Regions from separate parts of the Mus musculus genome. Here regions 1, 2 and 4 are each linked to region 3. The links are chromatin loops, found by intact Hi-C in ENCODE. Cell type or tissue: heart. All regions are shown on one strand. Region 1 has its middle 15 kb from the start of Gm46168. Region 2 holds the start of Dcaf6 (DDB1 and CUL4 associated factor 6). Region 3 holds the start of n-TPagg2 (a tRNA gene). Region 4 overlaps Dcaf6 (DDB1 and CUL4 associated factor 6).

The links. A loop is a pair of places that touch in the nucleus more often than their neighbours do. Peaks named below come from ENCODE experiments on the same cell type or tissue, not always from the same donor. Only the 100,000 strongest peaks of a DNase experiment are listed, where the experiment ranks them.
Region 1: it touches region 3 in a loop (5-fold over the local background); 6 of 42 quality-filtered maps call a loop at or near these places.
Region 2: it touches region 3 in a loop (3-fold over the local background); 15 of 42 quality-filtered maps call a loop at or near these places.
Region 4: it touches region 3 in a loop (2.5-fold over the local background); 6 of 42 quality-filtered maps call a loop at or near these places.

Annotation. Positions count from the first base shown.
Region 1 is chr1:165,733,969-165,738,968 of GRCm38, reverse strand. No RefSeq gene overlaps it. Among named protein-coding and RNA genes, the nearest start is that of Gm46168, 15 kb to the left of the region's middle. In heart, a CTCF peak has its summit at 2,611 (motif pointing right); a DNase peak (open chromatin) is centred at 2,658; H3K27ac peaks cover 708 bases.
Region 2 is chr1:165,458,688-165,463,687 of GRCm38, reverse strand. Dcaf6 (DDB1 and CUL4 associated factor 6) reads left to right here and starts at 3,225. Exons shown (of 19, transcript NM_028759.1): 1 at 3,225-3,557. The coding sequence starts at 3,461. Mpc2 (mitochondrial pyruvate carrier 2) reads right to left here and starts at 2,428. Exons shown (of 5, transcript NM_027430.3): 1 at 2,177-2,428. The coding sequence starts at 2,285. In heart, CTCF peaks have their summits at 2,447, 3,077 and 3,971; DNase peaks (open chromatin) are centred at 1,847, 2,527, 3,137 and 4,037; H3K4me3 peaks cover 3,723 bases; H3K27ac peaks cover 2,966 bases.
Region 3 is chr1:165,639,214-165,644,213 of GRCm38, reverse strand. It overlaps n-TPagg2 (a tRNA gene), which reads right to left and starts at 2,580; the gene lies at 2,509-2,580. It overlaps n-TPcgg2 (a tRNA gene), which reads left to right and starts at 1,872; the gene lies at 1,872-1,943. It also overlaps the pseudogene Gm18407. In heart, a CTCF peak has its summit at 2,643 (motif pointing left); DNase peaks (open chromatin) are centred at 993, 1,693, 2,203 and 2,563; H3K4me3 peaks cover 2,897 bases; H3K27ac peaks cover 2,019 bases.
Region 4 is chr1:165,386,099-165,391,098 of GRCm38, reverse strand. It overlaps Dcaf6 (DDB1 and CUL4 associated factor 6), which reads left to right. Exons shown (of 19, transcript NM_028759.1): 9 at 566-685; 10 at 2,184-2,441. Among named protein-coding and RNA genes, the nearest start is that of Dcaf6, 72 kb to the left of the region's middle. In heart, a CTCF peak has its summit at 2,090 (motif pointing left); no DNase peak of the experiment used is centred here.

The DNA.
Region 1 (5,000 bases), 95 kb before region 3:
AAATTCAGAGTGAGGCTACTGTGGAAAGACACCAAGCCAATACCCTGAATTACAGAAATAAGAGCAGGGGCTTTGGGCCCAGCAGGAGGGAAAGATGACAGTCTGACTAGACCAAATGCCAACCTTGTATCCTGCATCATTGTGAGAATGTAAATGGGCTTGGCCACTGAGGAAAACAATTTGCAATTATCTTCTATACTTAGACCTAGTTGTCCTCATAATTCGAATAGCATTCTAGAGAGGGCTTTGCTCAGCCTTTGTAGTAGAAAAAAAAAACAGAATATGACCGAGTAGAACCTGCTCAACTTTCCTCAGCAAGAGGGACATTTTCACCGAGAGGAACATCATACAACAACAAAAATCACCTCCTGCTACGGGCATCAATATGGAAGCACCGTGAAAACAGAAAGCTCCATGGGAAGACCTTCCGAGGTGCCTCGGTGGTTAAGAGCATTTGCTGCTCTTGCAGAGGACCTGGGTTCAGTTTCCAGCATCTGCGTGGTGACCACACCAATTTTACCTCCAGTTCTAGGGACTCCGAAGCTCTCTTCTGAACTGAGGTTACCAGGTATGCACATAGTATGTATGTAGTGCACATACACACATGTAGGGGAGCCCTCATACACATAACATAAAAACAGGTGCTGCATAATAAAGAACAATGAACTCCTGGGGTCATTTTCCAAGAGTGGGTCCATTTCACTCACAAGAGTTTTGATCTCTCCTGTCCTAATCAGATGCTAGTCCAATCTGAAACAAGTCTTGTCTACAAGAGAATGGTCTAATCAAAGAGAGTCTAATCTTAAGCAGTAGCCCAAACGAAGGCTACTCTCTTTGTAGATTGAACAGCACAGCACATATGGTAACAAAAAAGGAAGGAGGAACCTTTGTCTTAGGCAATCGATGCTTTCCAAACCACACAAGGCCACATAAACTCCTAACGGATCTGGTGGCTTCAATTTGCTCTAAAATCACATTGGTTCTTACAGACAATAGTTTTTTAAAAAGGACTTGAAGTAGGGAGGGGGTGTGCTGGGGTGCCTGATGCCTAGGGGTAGTGAGAAGGAAGGGGGGAGAATGTATACAACCAAGATACATTGTTTACATGTATGATATTGTCAAAGAATAAATAAAAGATAGTCTATTTTTAAAAAGAAAGAAACCACAGCTTAAAATAAACATATATCAAGGCGTTTTGCTCGGAGATGTTTGTCCTTGTGAGCAATGGCATCTGATCTCACTTCTCTACCCTGCTCAAATCATCACAGACTTGCTGTGGCAACATCCCCTTTCTAAACTATTCCCTGAGCAGTTATTGAAAATTCAGCTTCCTTCTGGAGGGGGTGGATTCCTCAGGCCCAGATTAATGGCGTCAGATCTGTGGGTGAGGCTGCATCTATAATAAATAAAGGCTGTCCCAGAACACTGCTGTTTGAGAATCCCTTTGATGTCTCCCTTTCTTTCACGAGCTACAGGATTCACTGACTCTTTTTCTCAAAGGGACTTGGAAGCCAGGCGTGCTGGGAGCATCTGTAGCTACAGCTCTCTGAGAGGCTAAGCAGGAGGCTATCAAGTTCGAGGCGAGCCTGGGCTACATTGTGAGATGAGGTATCAAAAGATTCCAGTAGCACCAACAGGAGATTTGGGCCTAGTTTTCTCCTTCTGTTGAGTTTTCTTCTTCTGAAGTTGGCACTGTGAGTCATGCATCTAGGTAAATAATTTTCTCAAATGCCAGCGCACGCGACCGGCGAGAGGAGAGCTTTGGGGAGACAGCTCTCTCCTTCCACCTTATCGATGCAGGCTCTGTCTTATGTTCTCTGATGGAGTGAAGCTGAGTACTCCTAGCTAGCTGGCCTAAGAGCTTCCAGCCAGCTCTGTCACCAGCTCTCATCTCTCAAACGGAACGTTGGGGTTACAGATGAGGGCTTCTGTCTCTAACGTTTAACATGGGATCACCAGGTGTTGAAACTGGGTCCTCAACCCAGGTCTTCAGGCTCCGACAGCAAGGACCTTTTTTTTTTTTTTAAACCTTCTGAGCTGTTTTGTCCCTTCGTCCTTCTCATTTATTTAAAGGACAGCAATCTTACTGTTTGTCAGCAGCAGGGCCTTTATCAAGAGATTGCATGTTTGCATTCTGTCACGTTTATCAAAAGCCCAGTCAAGAGAAATAAATCTTTGTTTGATGGATTTCCTGAGAATGTGTGGCTCGCTCATTTAAACATTTTAAGCAGGTCTAGACTCTACTTTGGAAACAGGGAGACAGTAGCCTCCCTGGGATTGACTGACTGCTCTCTCGGATGCTTTAATGAACCTTGCTTCGGAATTACGTCACCAGTCTTACTTTGAACACTGTTGAAACAGAGGGATGCCAGACTTGGGGCAAACCTATGATCCTGGCTCTTTGGAGGCTGAGGCAAGAGGATAATGAGTTTGAATCTGAGATCGGCCTGAGTTATTTTGTGAGTTCTATATTTATACAGCAAGACCTTGCCTCAAAATAAATACAGGAAGAGAGAAGGGAAGAAAAATGAGAGTGAGTTGTGGGGGCAGAGATCGCCACAGTTCTAAGACTGAAGCGTCTTTCTCTGGAGACTGTGTGGCATGCTCTGGTCACAAGAGGGCGCTGTTTCTATAGCTTGCAACAGTCTTGCAAATGATCTGTGAACTCATGGATGGGAGAAGTTTGCTGTCTCAGAGTCGCAGGTTTCCGCAGTGAGGCATGTTTCGACACTCCAGTCCAGACTGTAGCTGGAGCCTCCCCAAACAAGGACGTCTGTGCAGAGACAGAACCAGTATTGTCAAAACATCAGTTTCAGGATCTAAACTAGAATAAAAGATAAACGACCTAGAATATTTCTTGGCTTAAAACGGAAGTATTGGAGCTGTACGGATGGCTCAGCAGTTAAAAGCACTTTTTGCTCTGGCCGAGACTCAAGTTTGATTCCCAGTATCCACATGGAGGGTTCCAGAGGATCTGATAACCTCGTCTGGTTTCTGCAAGCACTACATGCGTAAGGTATCCATACATAGGTAGTCAAACCACTCATAAACATAAAATAAAAATAAATAAACCTTTAAAATGGAAGTGTCATCCCATGATGCTGTGGTGGGCCCACACAAGTATCCATCCGAAGCATCGGGTCACAGCACGTCATACCTGCCAGGGACTCAGAACACAGAGGGCCAGTGAACTCAACCACCGTTAAGCAAGTGAGTGGGTTGTGTTCTACTGCACGGATTTTACTGGACCAAAGAAAACCAACAGGGGAATTCGCGTTGGAAGAGGCACGTCTGGACTCAAAATGGAGGCCATGATCCAAAGGAACCAGAGCAGCTGAGAAAGCTGTTTTTTGGTGGTCTGAGCTTCGGAACCACAAATAACTTAAGAGAACATTTTGAGAAACGGGGCACTATTAGAGACTGTGTGATAATGAGGAATCCCCAACAAGACGTTCCAGAGGCTTAAGGCTCCTGACCTTATCTCTTGATGCTGCGGTGAGTGTTCCCCCCACCCCCCTCCCAAAGCTGATGACTGGGGTGGAACCGAGGCGCCATTTCTAGAGAGGCCAAAAGCCATGGTACTTGTTGAACAGTGAAAGAAAATGTTGGTAGTATAAAGGAAAATACAGAAGAGTATAATCTAAGAGACTACTTTGAAAAGTATGGCAGAAGCCATCTACATCATAGAAGTCAAAGAGTGGGGAAAAAAAGAGGATTTGCTTTTGTAACTTTTGATGATCATGGCAGAGTTGATAAAATTGTTCAGAAATACCACACTGTCAATGGGTGTAATTGTGAAGTGGAAAGAGCTGTTTCTAAACAAGAGATGCACCTGCTGACCACAAAGAGTCTGTCAATGGGCATAATTGCGAAGGAGAGATGCAGTCTGCAGGATCGTAGAGGGTTGGGGAGGAGGATGTGGCAACTTTGTGGGTCAGTGAGGAAACTTTGGAGGCAATTTTGGTCTTGGTGGAAACTTTGGTGGAAGAGGAGGCTATGGTGGCAGAGATGGTGGCTGCAGAGGTAGTTACAGAAGTGGTGATGGTGGATATAAAGGATTTGAAGGTGATGGTGGTAACTGTGGTGGTGGTCATGGTTACAATAGTAGAGGAGGCAATGGTGGTGGACCAGGATATGGAGACCGAGGTGGTGGAGGAGGATGTAACGGTTACAATGGAGGGAACTTTGGTGGAGGTGACTGTGGTGGTGGTGGTGGTGGTGGTAGGAACTATAATGACTTTGGAACTTAGAGTGGATAATGGCACGGATCCAGGGGTGGGTTAGTTTTGGTGGAAGAAGCTCAGGCAGTCCCCATGGCAGTGGCTATAGGTCTGATGGTAGAAGTGGTGGACTTGGTAGCAGAAGGTTTTACAAACAGTAGAAAAGGGCTATAGTTCTTAGCAGGAGAGAAAGTGAGGGGTTGTCAGGAAAGCCATAGGTTACTTTGAGATAGTTGTTCCGCATGCCTTAGAGGAACTGTAAAAGTCTGCCACAGAGGGAGCGATGATCCATAGTCAGAAACATCACTGCAACTTAAACAGGAAGCTTAGGTCTATCATAGTGTAGTTTGCAAAATGTGCAGCTGTTTATTAATGCAATGTAGTGTCAATTAGATGTATATCCCCGAGGCCTTTTATCTGGTACAACAGTACCTTTCTCTTCATTACATCAGGCATATTGTCCTGTAAATTGTGGTAGTGGTACCAGGAATAAAAAATTAAGGAATTTTTTTCCTAAACAGAACAGCAATGGCTTGCACAGTAAGATCAAGAATTGACAAATGAGTCCTCATAAAATTGTAAAGCTTTTGTAAGGCAAAAGACACTGTCAATAAGACAAAAAGGCCACCAACAGATTGGGAAAGGATTTTTACCAATCCTAAATCTGATAGGGGACTGATATCCAATATATACAAAGAGCTCAAGAAGCTGGACTCCAGAAATTCAAATAACCCCATTAAAAATGGGGTTCAGAGCTAAACAAAGAATTCTCAATTGAGG
Region 2 (5,000 bases), 180 kb after region 3:
TTGTCTCAAAAACAAACAAACAACACAATAACAACATCAAAAGCCCTAAACCCTTTATTTGGAAGAGAAAGTTCGTTCTGATTTGTAAAACAAATACTTTTGTACATGCTTTACAGATATTACAATCATTTAATTTTTCACAATCATTTTTAATTTTAAAAGATTTGCACCCAGGCAGTGAGGGCTCACACTTTCAATCATAGCACCCAGGAGGGAGAGGTAGGCAGATCTCTGAGTTTGAAGCCATCCTGATCTACAGAGCTAATTCCAGGACAGCCAGGGCTGCACAGAGATATCTTGCCTTGAAAACCAAACCAAACCAAAAACAAAACACAAAACAAATAACCAACTAACCAAACAAAAAGATTCCTAAGGTTTGGGGAATTCGTTAAAGTCAAGATTTAACCTGCCTCTGTCTTCCAACTCTGTGTTCCTTTTATTACACTTAAAACAGAATTAACCCAAAGACTTCCGGATGAAATGCACAAAATACTCTGTACAGTTTAAGTACTATAAACAATAATTACAAGTGGCTAAAAGCCAGGGTCTTGAAAAAGATCAACAAAAGACTACTTTCCAATTCTCTGTTAGCTTAAGTGCTTTAAAACTGAGCCTGCTCCACACTGTCCTCACTCCAAAGCTGGAGGGTAAGAATTGCCAAAGACCTCAGTTGATTTTGTAACATTCTGATCATTACATAGATTGTCAAATTATTATCTTCTGAAAATCTCTGCCATAAAACATAACAAAGCAGAAAAATGTAAAAACTAATAGGTAACTAAACAAACTTCATCAATAAAGTTCCTTAAAACAAGTTTTATAATGGTTTTCATACTGCAGTAATGCCATTAAGTGTTAAAATTACCATCTATGCAGAGGTATAGACCATTCTGTTATTAGAGTGGACACCAGATTTAATAACCAGCCCAGGCTCTAGAGAACTGCCTCATCCCTTAGAACTAAACCTTCCTCTGGGCATGGTGGCCCACACCTTTAATCCCAGCACTTGGGAGGCAGAGGCAGGTGGATTTCTGAGTTGAAGGCCAGCCTGGTCTATAGAGCTGAATTCCAGGACAGACTGGGCTATACAGAGACGCTGTCTCAAACAAACAAAGAAACAAACAGAACTAAATCTTTCTAATATCAATTGTAGACTATGGATTTAATCTATGTAAAGGCAAAGTTCACTTTTTTGTTAGCAACTCCATTTTTCCACTGTGAGTAAATTTTTCTATTTGCTCAATTTTATGCTTGAAAGACTTCATAATATAATCAGATTTTAGTCCTCACCCAAGTATTACTATCACCCATTTTGTATTAGAAATAAACTAATTTAATAACTGTGATAAAGAGCTAGAGGGACAGGGGCCTTCCAGTTTCTTAAAGAATTATTTTAACTACAAGAATTCTTATCCAGTACTTGTGACAGCTAACATCCTCAAAGAATCAAGCATATGTTATTTTTGATTTTCACACTGAATACATTTTATATGAATTAAGACAGAGGTATAGAATTTTGCCCAAGGTCACATCTTGGTGAGCGGTGGAACAGAACTGTATTCATATCTGCCCACATAAAACACAGATATAACCTGGTCAGTGATTGCATAATGACTGGCTTATTATACTGGGTCTATGGAACCAGGTTGACATTGACTGAACCGGGAAGGGGAAGGGGATGGGGGTGGGGAGCGTCCAATTTTGGGGAGGGCTCACTTAGCAGGCCTCTGCCAAGAGGAACTAAAGTATGACCTTTACTCCAAACCCTCTGCTGAGACCAGACAGACACCTTTTCAGCTCTACCCCACGTGTGCGTTAGAAATTCACGGAGGGAGAAAGGGGAGGAGAAGGAGGGTTTCATGGTGGCCCAAGACCCCTTCGTGGCTCTCAGGAGTTAAGTAAGGTTCAAGTCTGGAGGAGAGGTCGGGAGTGTGAGCAGTGTTTAAGGGAGCGAAGACATCAAAAGTCAACAAGGGCACTGGGTGCTGATACTCGGTTTTTGGAAAGAGACCTAAGATGAAACAAGGTGAAAGACTAGGAGAATTGATGGATTCCCTTCAGTGGCGAGATGAGGGCTCTGGGATTCCGGTAGCAACTCAACTGTCACAGGGCCTCTAATGTCCCGGTTTCGGAGGGAGAGGAACGATCTCCGTGCGAGCCGTTCAGGATTCATTACCTGCCGGGTGGTTGTAAAGCGGCCTCAATTTCTTTGGCAGCAACAACTCCACTTTATCCATGAGTCGGTGGTAGGTGGCCCGCAGGCCTCGGGCGCCGGCAGCTGCCATCGCGGCGGCCTAGGGATCGACAGCAGCAGGGTGGGAGCGCCGCTGTGTCCGCGTTCCTGGCTGACAACGAAGGGCGGCTCGTCACTTTCTCTCTGCAGCGCTGGGGCGTCCGCCTCTGCCCTAGGGCGCCCTTCCCCGGCTCTGGCAGCCAGAGGTGAAGCACCTAGAGGCCGAGTCCCGCAAAGGCTCAGGGGGGCGGAGCTCAGCAAAAGCCCGCCCCGGCCCGCCTCCTGCGAGCGGGTTGGGGAGACCGAGGGGGAGGAGTCATGGCAACAGGTGCTACAGAGGTCGCCGTGCTGGGGCCGCTAGAGCTAGGCGGGCGAGGCGTTGCGCAAGCTTAACGGCCTGCTCTAATTGGCTGGCCTCACAGAGCGGAAGAGGCGTGGCCAGAAATCATCTCCTTCCGGCCCTGGAGGCCATGTTGGAGAGGGGAACCTGAAGCCGCACTTCCGCCCGGTCCCTCACTTTGACTAATAAGCTTTCTGGGCTTCCCTCTCCCGAACTGAAGATGACGCTGGATACCTGTCGGACTTCCTCTTATTTACTTATTGTTTTTGAGTCGGTGTCTTCGCTGTGTACCCCAGGCTGGCTTGGATCTCGCTATGGTCCAGCCTCCCGACTGCTGGGATTGCATGCATGGGTCATCACGCCCGGTTTTTTCCTTTGACTCGAGAGGCGTGAGCAAGACAACCTCAGCGGCTTCCGTCATGCCTCTCCAATCCATTAAGGAGTAGGCTAGAGCGCCCTCAAGCTCCTCTCCTAGGGTGAGGGCAATCGTGACGCACAGCGGCTTCTGTTGCCCGTGTGCATCCTCTCGCGAGAAGGGCCGGGAGGGGGCGTGGTCTAGGGAGGAGAGGGAGGAGCTCGCGGCCGCCTCCGCCTTCGCCTCCGCCTCCCGCGGGAGGGGGGTCGAGGGAGGGGACTGTTGCCGATCTCTAGATGTTCTGGGTAGTCTGAGGAGAGTATGAGGCGAGCCGTGGCCCGGGTACCTCTCCGCTCCCGGGGAGAAGGCGCGGCCGTGGCTGCCGCCCTCTGAGTCGCGGCGCCGGCGAGGCCCCGGGGCGCGCGCATGGTGCTGGTGCCGCTCGGGTGTTGATCGGCCTGTCCCCTCCCTCTCTTCCCCTCCCCACCCCCCGCGGTGGTCTCCCCTTTCCCACCCCAGCCCCTGCGGAGCCATGGCTCGGAGTGGCTCCTGCCCGCACCTGTTGTGGGACGTGAGGAAAAGGTCCCTTGGGCTGGAGGACCCGTCCCGGCTGAGGAGCCGCTACCTGGGTGAGCGGGGGCCCCGGGGCGGCGGCGCTGAGGTCGCCGCCCAGAGGTGGGGGAGGGGGCGCCGCCGGGGCTGTTGGCGACCGGACCGAGCCCCGACCGGGGCGCCCCGCAGGCTAGGTCTCAGGTGGGATGACGGCGATCCGCGCCCGCTCCTCCTAAGGTCGGGGTCCCCTTTGCAAGCTGCCAGGCGCGGCTCAAGCTGGGCTTCCCTCGGAGAGCCGGGCCGTGGGGAGGCGGCACTAAGCCCGGAAAGGTGTTGGGGTCGCTCGTGGGCTGGGACTCCGGAGAAGACTCCGCGAGCCTTACGGAGATGCCACGTTGAACGCCAAAGTTGGCGCTTTTGCTTTTCTCCGGAGCTGTCCCCGCTCAGCCGAAGACCTCAAGGTGTTGCTTGTCCACCTTCTTCTTCGGCTTCCGCAAGGGGTTAGATGTCGCCCGAGAGAGACGCTGTTGACCACCCTCAGGGACTTGACACCCCAGCCGGGCTCGCTGTAAACCGTGGCGCTTAGCCCAAACCTAAAAGAGATCGCGGAGCCCTCCCCACCCCCGCGCCTTCCCAGGTCCAGCCTGCTGTCAGTCCCGTAGACCTCTTTTAGGTGGTGTAAGGTTTCACGTTCCTGTTCCCACCCCTGGAAAACACACTTGGCATTTTCTGTTTCTTAGTTAAGCTTTCTAAAAACAACCTTCAGGACTGTGGACGCAGGGTTCCACCTTTTTCGTTCTGTGTACCGTGAGTTTTGTTGAGTGTGTTGGGTCATGCCAGAGTCAACTAAAAAGTCCTGTTTCTTCAAAGTGCCTCCTCCCCCCAACTCTGTCATTTCTTTGCCAAGTGAAGCGATTTGTTGCTGTCATTTTTTTTTTTTTTTTTACTAACAACAAAAATAGAAAGAAATGAAATCTCATTACAGCCAATACTACTGGCTGTAAATTGCTTAAAGGACGCCTAGGTGTGCGTTTTAATGTTTTTAAATGAATGTTATCATTGTAAGAATTAAATACAAAAAAGCAGAAGTCCCAGAATCGGTCCCATTTGGATTTCATGCCACTGCCCCTAGAAATGTTTCTGTTTTGTGATTATTTTCCTTGATTTATTTCCTTCTTAGAAATGCATACATATATAAATACTAGTGCCTGTATGTGCACCCTACATGTGTGTGAATGAAAACCGGATGCATGGTGGTGAAAGCATTTTTCTCCCTTGCTTTTTTCTTCACTGCGTCTGGAGATCCTTTTAGACATAAAAATGTGTGTAAAACATTACATAGTACTTAATGAAGAATTTTAATGTTCTAAGTTTTAGTCTCTTTAATTTTTATTTGAAAGAGACTCCTTATATAGTCCAGACTAGCCTTAACTTTTATCTCATTCTCCTGATAGCTGGGATTACACTGTAAATTTTCACCTGACCCTGTCCCCTTTTCTGTAATATGTGTTCACTGTCAT
Region 3 (5,000 bases):
TTAGGATAAGCACTTTGGGAGACCGAAAGCCAATGCTAGTTATGCTGGGAGTAGCTGGATTAACGGGAGAATCCCTATAGATGTGTATTAACAGTGCAGGACATGGGCACCCCCCCTCTCCCCAAATGAAGCCAGTTTTTAATGCCAGGATGATGGTGATTCTTTTTCATTGGTGCACTGGGACACCCCAGTTTTCTAAAGAAACTATGTATCTTGAATGAAGCAGGGTCTTGACCACAGTGGAGAATGCTAGTTACGCAATGAAAGTACCAGAAGCAAGGATTCCAAAACCCACACGGGCAGAACTATTTCCAGTTAAAACAGAAATGACTAATGGTGAACAGGGCGTTTCTAACAAGACTCACTAGGATATTTTCTTGAGAGACCGGTTTGTAAGACTGTTATTATTTCAATGTGACTTTTTTTTTTTCAAGACAGGATCTCAGTGTGTAGCCTTGGCTGCCCTGAAATTCACGCAGATCCACCTGCTCTGCCTCTGTGATGGTAACATGCTTGTCATTATGGCTTTTACACAGAAATAGTCCCAGGTGCACTTTCTTTAGGTTTGCATACAAGATGTACGTAAGTTTACCAAATGGGTCACTTAATATTATTCATGACCATTTTCATATGTATCTATTTTGTTTGTTGAGCCTTAGTAGAGCAGTAGCCAGCAAAATGATTTATTTGCTGATCGACCTTTGTTGTTTATCGGTGTCAACATGCTTCAGACTTGCACTTCCTGACCTGTTTCAATAAACTTTGTGTGTGGATTTTGGAGTAATAATTAAAATAATTAATAATAATAATAATAAATAGTTAGTTTTGAAACAGGAGCTCATATAGCCCAGGTTGGCCTTAAATATAGGGACTTGAGATACAGAGAAGTTTGGTAGCATGGGGGGGTGGGGGGGATGGAGGAGGAGGAGCCGAGAGGCTGGCACGAGCCAATGAGAGGACAAACACGCCAGCTGGACTCTCTGAGAAGTCGGACCAGGATACAGGACAAAGGACATATGCACTGAATCCATGGTAGCCTGAGGATGGAAGAAAGGATTTGAAAACGCGGAATGGCTACAATCCTACCCTAATGCATTAAGCATGGTGAGGCGTGAAGGTTGGTAGGAGAGAGCAGGGACTAAGGCTAGCCCAGTTTCGACGCCTGGCTGGGGACAGAGACCAGCCTCAGACCCTGGAGTAAGGAGTACTGCTGGGCCGGACAGTAGGACCTAAGGCTCAGATTTGCCGGAGGGAGATCTGCCTCACTGCCATTGTGCCCCCACTCCCCCACCCCACCCCAGTCCGTCTCCCCGCTCCAGCCCCTATGGTCCTCCTTCCAGGAGCGCGGGGGTCCTTCCGGGAACTCCACAAGGTCTCTGGACCTCTGTCCCTTCCATTGCACAAGGGGACAACAGGAGTGGTTCAGGGACTGAGCATCAAATGGCTTCAGTACAAACTGCTTACTTAATAAGTTGGAATTTCGGGGAAGATCACTGCTCCTAGTACCCCAAGATTTCGTCCCCTGAGCAAGGCTGCGGCGCGTTCCCTTCCCTCGCCGCGCTCCGGGCCTCAGGCACTGATTCTCTTCCGGCCTGATCCCTTCCAAGCCGGTTCCCGGCGGTGGCCGAGGACCGGATGCCCGTCGGCGAACCCAGCTCGGTTCCGCTGTGAGCGGGCGGCACCCGCAATCCGGCTCCAGAGCCGTCCTCTGGGCAAAGGCGCGTCCTCCCGGCCTTCTTCGGCCCGGCGGGAAGGGGTTCCGGGCCCCAGAGCCTCGGAACCAAAAGAACTGTTCGCGCGAGATGGTTTCCGGACCAGGTCAGCCCCGCGGAAGCCTTAAGGGAGGCCCTGAGAGCGTCGTCACCGAGAGCGGCTCGTTGGTCTAGGGGTATGATTCTCGCTTCGGGTGCGAGAGGTCCCGGGTTCAAATCCCGGACGAGCCCTGGTTTTACTTTTTTTTTTCTTTTCGTGAAAAAAATTTACATATTGAAAATTAAAGTTGTTTCATTTTTCTCACGCATCTCATCCAAAGATCCCAGTGAAACTATTCTGAACTCGGCTGTCCATCTATTTTATTTTCAAAAGCTAAGGACCAGCTGACCTCCGTGTGGGTCAGCAGGGCAGGGCACTGAAACACACTCCCAATGAAGAAACCTGGGAGACCCGGACGGACGCTCACACACGTGGCATGAGTGTCGGGGATTGGCACTGCGACGTTCCAGGATCCCTGGAAGCCGCAGCCCCGCTTCACGACGGAGAAGCCCAGGCACGGTGGTTTAAACCCGGCTGCAAACTACCAAGCTCCCCGGTCCCTACACTCGCGCTTCGATCGGATTAAGCGAGGCAAAGGACGTGACTGGAAAACTTTTATGCTTCCACGTTATTCCTTTTATTGTTACTTTAGTGTAAAGTGTGCTTGGTGTTTTTGTTGTTTGATTTTCAGGAACAATTTTAGGTTTCTGTGCATTAACGTATCAACCAAAAAAAAAGAAAAATTAAAAAGCTACAGGGCTCGTCCGGGATTTGAACCCGGGACCTCTCGCACCCTAAGCGAGAATCATACCCCTAGACCAACGAGCCGATGTGTAGCTGGTTCTCCTGTCATCATAAAGGTCTATTGAAATTCTTAGCTGGCGCCCCCGTGTGATCATTCATATATAGTACCGTTTATTTTCTTTGGTTTATATGTTACAATTTTAATTTTCCCTTTTCTCTGTTTTATTCTTTGACAATTAAGTGAGCCAGAAAGCGCAACGATATCATTACTAGTTTAATGCTGACCTATTATCTTGAAAACCTGAAATCTGTTTTTGTGGCTAATAAGCTATGTGTGACAACATTCCCTGGGCAAATGCCAGTTACTGGGTTTTCAATGTTGCACTATTTCACACTTGGCGGGTTCGATGAAATCGTCCATTCCTTGGCATGACATATTTTAAAGCACTCCTCTTCAAATCCCCACCTGTCCGTAAAGCTGTTCAGGTTTTTGGTAAATTCCAAACTCCAAATTTCATGGGCATGGAGGAATCCTTTGACATACTAAAGCCGATACTTTACTAGAGTATAGTCTCACTATACAATCTTCAGTAGTCTGGAACTCACTATGTAGACCAGGCTGGACACAACTCACAGAACCCCACCGAATTCTGCCTCGCAATGGCTGTGATTTTTATATTTTTAATTTAATTTATTTAAAAGCATTCATCAAACCGGGCCTGAGTTGCAACACTTGACTCCCATAATTTCTTGGGGGGCGAAATACCCAATACCAAACTTAAATCTATTGTTTAAGTGGCAACTAATTGTGTAGTTGTGGTCTGATTGCCCATGATCCTTAGCAATGAAGAAGTCACAGCCTGTGGTTTCTTCAGCAGTTCACACTGTTTGCTAAAATTGAAACAATATGAAGAAGAGCCTGGCTCCTTGGTTCTGTATTTAAAAAAAAAAAAAGTCATAGCTTCTTAACTATATTAAGTCTTTAAACATTTCTCTTTGATGCTTATGATAGACATTTAGGATAATATTCAGTAATTCTAAGTGACTACAATTTGTCCCAAATTCCTTATCAATATACACTTTGGTACTCTGAGGAAGCATAATTGAGAATCACCATCCTACCAAATAGCTAAAGGGGTAGGAAATAACAGGCAGTGGGCTATCCTCAACAGACTCAGTCATGTCCTGTCCTTGGCGTCCAACAGTGCACCTTGCTCATTCAGCCAGCAAGCATTTGGCACACAGTGGTTCCTCACCCTGATTGTCAAAAAATTTCCCCCTAGGGTTTGACACTAGAAAAATTACAGCACTGGGATTCTAGCATGCAGGCTCCGCCCTTTGTTTTATTTGAAACTGTCCTAACTTGAGTCTTTAATTCTTAGGGCTCCAGGCAGGAACTCTGAGAATACTCTTTAAAATATTAATGAGTTCTGGATGCCAGGATAGTTTATTCATGAAAATCTAACTGGGAGAAAAAAAAATGTGCCCCGACACCAAAGAAACCTCTACTTCCTAAAGGAAGAAGCGGTTATTACTAAAACAACGTAATCCCTTAGTATTTACAAACTAAAAGTCTATGCTGTCCATTTCTTCTTGAATTCACCAGAGCTAGCAGTTAGCATCTTCTCCCCATCCAGGGCAGCCCGCTGGAACTTAGAACATCCTCAGACCTTTGCAGCCACACTGGCCTTGTTCTCCTGCACACTGCTATTACAAGTGTGAGCCACCATGGCCAGCTAAGGAGTTTTGTCCTTTTCTCTCTACATTCCAGATACTAGACCATCTCATTTATCTATCGTAGCAGTGACGGACGAGACTGATGATAGAAAGATTCATAGTAGCGGATGCCTTCTGGTGGAAAAGCTTCCTGTCTTGGTAGAAGGAATGTGATGCGTCCGTGCTGGTTTGCGCTCGTCAATTTGACAGAAACCAGAGTCACCTAAAAAGAGGGAACCTCAGTTGAGGAATTGCCTCCATCAGATTGGCTTGTGGGCACGTCTGCGAGGCTTGACCTTATTAATGATCGCTCTGAGGAGGCCCAGCCCCCTTTGAGCAGTGTCACCCCTAGGCACGTGGTCCTGGGTGGTAGAAGAAAACAGATGTGAATGAGCCGTGAGGAGCAAGCCCTTCAGCAGTATTCCTCCATGGTCGCTGGCTCTGTTCCTGCCTCCAGGTTCCATGAGTTCTTGCCTTGGCTTCCCTCAATAGACGGTAGGCTTTTGGTCATGGTATCTATCATAGCAATATAAAACCAACCAGGGCGGCCTGTAGTCCAGTCCTGGGGCACTTCCTTCCTTAGGATGAAGTCCTTGTGAAACAGGATGTGGATGGTTTTAGTGTTCAGGGAGTCTGAAGCTGGAGGGACATTTTATCCCAGCCACACGGAGCGCTATGCCTAGAGGCATATCCATCAGGAGCAGGATAGAAAGAGGGAGAACTGTGAGGCTGTGGAAAGAAAACAGAGCTTAATCCAGATTCTGAAGCGAGAATCCCAATATGTTTTC
Region 4 (5,000 bases), 250 kb after region 3:
AAAGCAAACAAATATATTTGTTTGAACTAAGAAAACATGTAACACTGAAAAGACAAAATACATTTTCCGTCAGCTAGTTGCAACTATCTGAGGCCATACAGCCCTGAATGACTTAATCTCATCAAATACCTGGAACTTTACAGTAACAAGAATTGTTTTAGGGAAATTAAAGACCCAAGGTTATTTTATGTCTGTGTTTGATAATGTAGTGAGAGAGCAAGCCTTTCCTTCAATTTATTCCACTTGGAGTTCATAAGCTCCTCCCAGAGCACATTTCTAAGTGTAAATAGACAAGTGATGGAGCAAGAGTGGGAGATATAAAGTTACCTAGGAACAGGCATAGATGGAGAGGAGACCCATGGGTACTTACTCATGTAATTATTATAAAATGTGATGGGACTCTGATAACTTTTTATCTGTTCATGTAAAATTACTTAGGCAATTTAATTTTTAATTTCTAGAATTTTAGATTTCTAGGCCTTCAGATCTACAGATCTAGGTTTTTGTATTATTTAAAGATCCTGACTTTTTGCTAAACTTACTGATAAAATTTATGTTGTAATAGGAGAGCAAAGTCCCAATGTGTCACTGATGCAGAGAATGTCTGATATGTTATCAAGGTGGTTTGAAGAAGCAAGTGAAGTTGCACAAAGCAACAGAGGAAGAGGAAGACCTCGGCCCAGAGGTAATTTGTCTTACTGGTTAAATCACTAGAGAGCTGGTAAAACTGCTTAGGGCAAAACTGCTTTTTCTTTTTTGTTTTTGGATTTTGTGTGGCTGGTCCGCGTGTTATTTTATTTTACTTTATTTATTTGCATCTCAAGACAAGGTTTCTCTGTGTAGCTCGGCTGTCCTAGAACATGTACTATAGACGAGGCTGGCCTTGAACTCAGATCTTCTGCCTTTGCCTCCTGAGTCCTGAGATTAAAGTTGTGCATCACTACACCCAGCTGGTAGATAGTTTTTGTTGATATTATCTAACTGATAACCGAACTGCATTTTGTAACCAATGTAGTCATAACTCTCTTCTGATTCCACTAGACCCAAAATTTCAAAATACACAAAACAAAAGATTTTTAATTTTAAGTCCCTTTCCAATCAATACACTTTGAAAATTGGAAGTCTGCAAAGCTTTAAAGATAAGTGTATGTATATAATTAGAAAAAGTAATTATTTAAAATTTTTCATCTATCTCTTTGATGTGTGTATATGTGTGAGTATGCATGTGGGGGTCAGAAAACAACTTGGTATATATGTGTGAGTGTGTATGTGGAGGTCAGTTTCCAAACTCAGTCCGGCTTGTCAGCAAGTTTCCTTACCTGCTTAACCATCATTCTGGCCCAAGATTGATTATTTTCACAAGAATATGTCATTTATTCTTATCCCTGTTGATTAGACTGTTTGATTAAGTGGACCAAACCACCAGTGGCCATAACTGATACACTGAGTGTGTTAGTTAGGGCTTCTAGTGCTGTGATAACCAAAAGCAATCAGGGGAGGAAAGGGTTTATTCGGCTTACTCTTTAGTATCACTGTTCATCCTTGAAGGAAGACAGGACAGGAACTCAAACAGAGCAGGAACCTGGAGGCAGGAGCTGATGCAGTGGCTACAGAGGAGTGCTGCTTACTAGCTTGCCCTTCTTAGCTTGCTCGGCCTGTTTTCTTAAAATACCAGGACCAGTGGCCCAGGGATGACACCACCAACAATGGGCTGGACCCTCTCCATCAATCACTAGTGAAGAAAACGCCTTGTAGCTAGCTCGTATGGAAGCATGTTCTCAACGGAAGCTCCCTTTTTGTCAGCCTCTAGCTTGTGTCAAGTTGACATAGACTGACTAGAACACTGAAATTTTATGTTGCTGTGTGTTTTCAGAATATTTCTGTAGAGGTTTGTTTTGTGTTTATTTTTTGCATTTGAAATTTGAGTTTGAGGCTGGAGAAGATGGATCAAGAGCAATTAAGAGTTGGTAAGAACACTCACTGCTCTTGAAGGTGAGCTGAGTTCAGTTCCCAGAATCCACATGGCTGTTCACAACTGTCAGAAACTCCAGTTATGGAGATCCCGAATCCTCTTCTGCCCTCTGCAGGCACCTAGGTTCATGTCACCAGATCACTCACATGTAATTTAAAATGAATAGATCTTTTAGAAACTTGGGTTTGCTTTAACATGTGCTTTTTTGAAGGTGGAACAAATCAGCCAGATGTTTCAACTCTTCCTACGGTTCCATCAAGTCCTAATTTGGAAGTGTGTGAAACTGCAATGGATGTAGACATGCCAGCTGCACTTCTTCAGCCTTCTACATCCTCTACAGATCCAGTTCAGGCTCAGGCAGCCACAGCCGCCATAGAAAGCCCTCGTTCCAGCTCGTTGCTGTCTTGCCCAGACAGTGAACCGAGGCAGTCTGTTGAGGCGTCTGGACACCATGCACATCATCAGTCAGGTGAGGATGCTATTCTTCAAGTTCATGTGCTGATCTCTGAACACCGAGGAACACCTAGTCTGTTCTGAAAGATTGTAAATCACAGTAACTTCTTGCTGGAATAAGTAACCAAAATCATTTTTAATATACAAGCAAACTTAAACACAAAATTCAAGCGTGTCTAGTTTTCATGAATTTTTACAAATAGTGAATCTTTAATTTATATAAGGTAATTTTATTTAAGGTAATAGCAGGTAGTATTTTGACATAGTGTAATACACTGAAAGATTATTTTACAAACCATTATTAACCAAAATACTGTTCTAGATCTCTATTAAAATGACAAGAAAATATATTTCATTATTATTATTTCCATTGTATTTATATTTTCAATTTTTCTTCAAATTATTAAGTACTTTGAGTATATTGAAAATAGTGAACCTGCAGTGGTCCCTTCTCAAAAATGTAGTATACTTTGCCAGAAGAATTATTTTCCTACTATATTTATGAAAAAGAATTATCTTACTAATTCTTTATCTTTATAGTACTTGATGTTAGTCAAAAATATCAGTTCATAAAATCTGTTAACACATTTTTCTCTCAGTACAGTAACTTCTCATGTTTTTCCCACCCCAACTATGGAATATACTATTTACAATAATTTCAGTAAATATATAGTCTACTTGAAATTTTAACTGTGTACTTTTAAATATAGTAAAAATCATTTGTCTATTATTTTTAAATTCTTCTAAGGAGGCATTTTACTTAATACAGAACAAAAATAGTATCAAGGAATATAGTTAGTATTAATGCTGGTACCTAAAGTAAGACCTCTGACAGTTTCCTAACAGCTTCACCTCCAAGTTGTCACCGATGCTAGATCCCAGATAATGGGGTATTTGAATTAAGTAGTTTGATCATTATCTTTCATTTTTGATAATTAATATTCACTTTCTATGGGAATAATAGAGTTAGCTGCATAACTGTTAACACTGTGTATAGTTTATCAAAACAGTAAGCTAAAGCCGAATTAGAAAGCCATCTCTTTCACATTTCACATGGCATTTCAGCTTGAGGGAAAATAAAATACTTGGAATGCTTTGAGAAACAGGGTCAAAGGAGTTGAAAGTAGACCCAAACTAGTGAAATTAGTAAAGATAAGAAAAACTTTAAAATACTTACTTTTGTTTTCTGTGTCTATATTGCCTGCCCATGCACATTTGCACTTTGTGCCTGAGGAGGCCAGAAGAGAACATCAGCCTCCTTGGCCTGGAGTTAGCCCAGTTTTGAGCCCCCACGCAGCTGCTAGGAACTGAATCCAGGTCCTCTGTAAGGTTCAAGATCGGGATTTTTTAAAAGTGCTAGTGTTATTGCAAATATTCTGAAAGTCTGTAAGCAATTCTAAGTTATTGAGAAAACTTAGCTAAAAAGACTCTGTAGACTAGTTGTAAGTTGTATTGAATCTTAACTAGTTCCAATTGTTTCTTAAATACATTTGTGAGTTAAATATTCTTGGAGCCTTTTAAGAAATGTTTTTTCTTAGCTGTGCTGTGCATTTTTATACCAGGTTTAAGCTGCTGAACGCCTTTTAGGTCTGATAGACTAAGCGCTGAAGAATGCTTTTGTGACGGCCAAATGATCATTGTTTGAATATTATTTGGTACCTTTGTCCATAAAAATTTTAAAGAAAGGGATTGTTTTTGAATTAGTAGATTGAGAATGTTGCTTAACTTTTACACACTATGGTAGAATATTTTCCCGGGTCTAAAAGAGTACCAGTTCTGAGGAGAATGATTTGGTGTGAGCTATAGATTACACTTACAGCTGTTTCGGCAGTAACCCTTCCATCATCCTACAGCCTGACATCTCATCTGGAAGGACGAAATGTTTTTGTTTTCTTTTCTGATCATTCTGTGCTTACCAAAGCCCATCCAAGTCTAGACGGCTTAATAGACCCTGGGAATTGTCCATTGTGAGACTGTGGTAGGTGGGAATGTCAGTCTAGAGCTGTGGTGTCTGTCAGCACGTCGTGTAAAGCTGGACATGTGGATATGACTGTTCTCTGTGCTCAGCCTGCTGCGGATACCTCTTCATGTGCGCGTTTACACCTTCCTTTGTCATTGTGAGTACTTGGCCACAGGCAGTGAGACTGAAAACTTGCTGCAGTGTTTCAGGGTCCGTAGTCTACACCTGAATCCTCTGGCGATGATGGTGAACGTCGCACCACAAATCTCAGTGAACACTTCAGAGCACTCTTCCTCTCAGCGCCTTTGCGTGTTTATTTTGCCCTTTCCTGGCTTTTAAAGTACTCTGGCTTGCCCTTCTCCCCTCCATAAGCTGCAAGCTTCATCGCAGTGAAGAGCGGAAACACTCATTTTCTGGACCACTTCAACTTCCTAATGCGCACATGTAGGTTGCCTGGAAGAAATGTAACTCCTCCTCTTACACCTGGCCAGATCAGTTTGAAGCCTGCCTTTCCAGCTTCCCAGGGAAAGACTCCTGGTCCCCTGCCTCCCCAGAGTCACTTCTTTTCCTGTGCCATTATTGCCTTTTCTGCTGAATTTTTCCTTCTAGTCACAA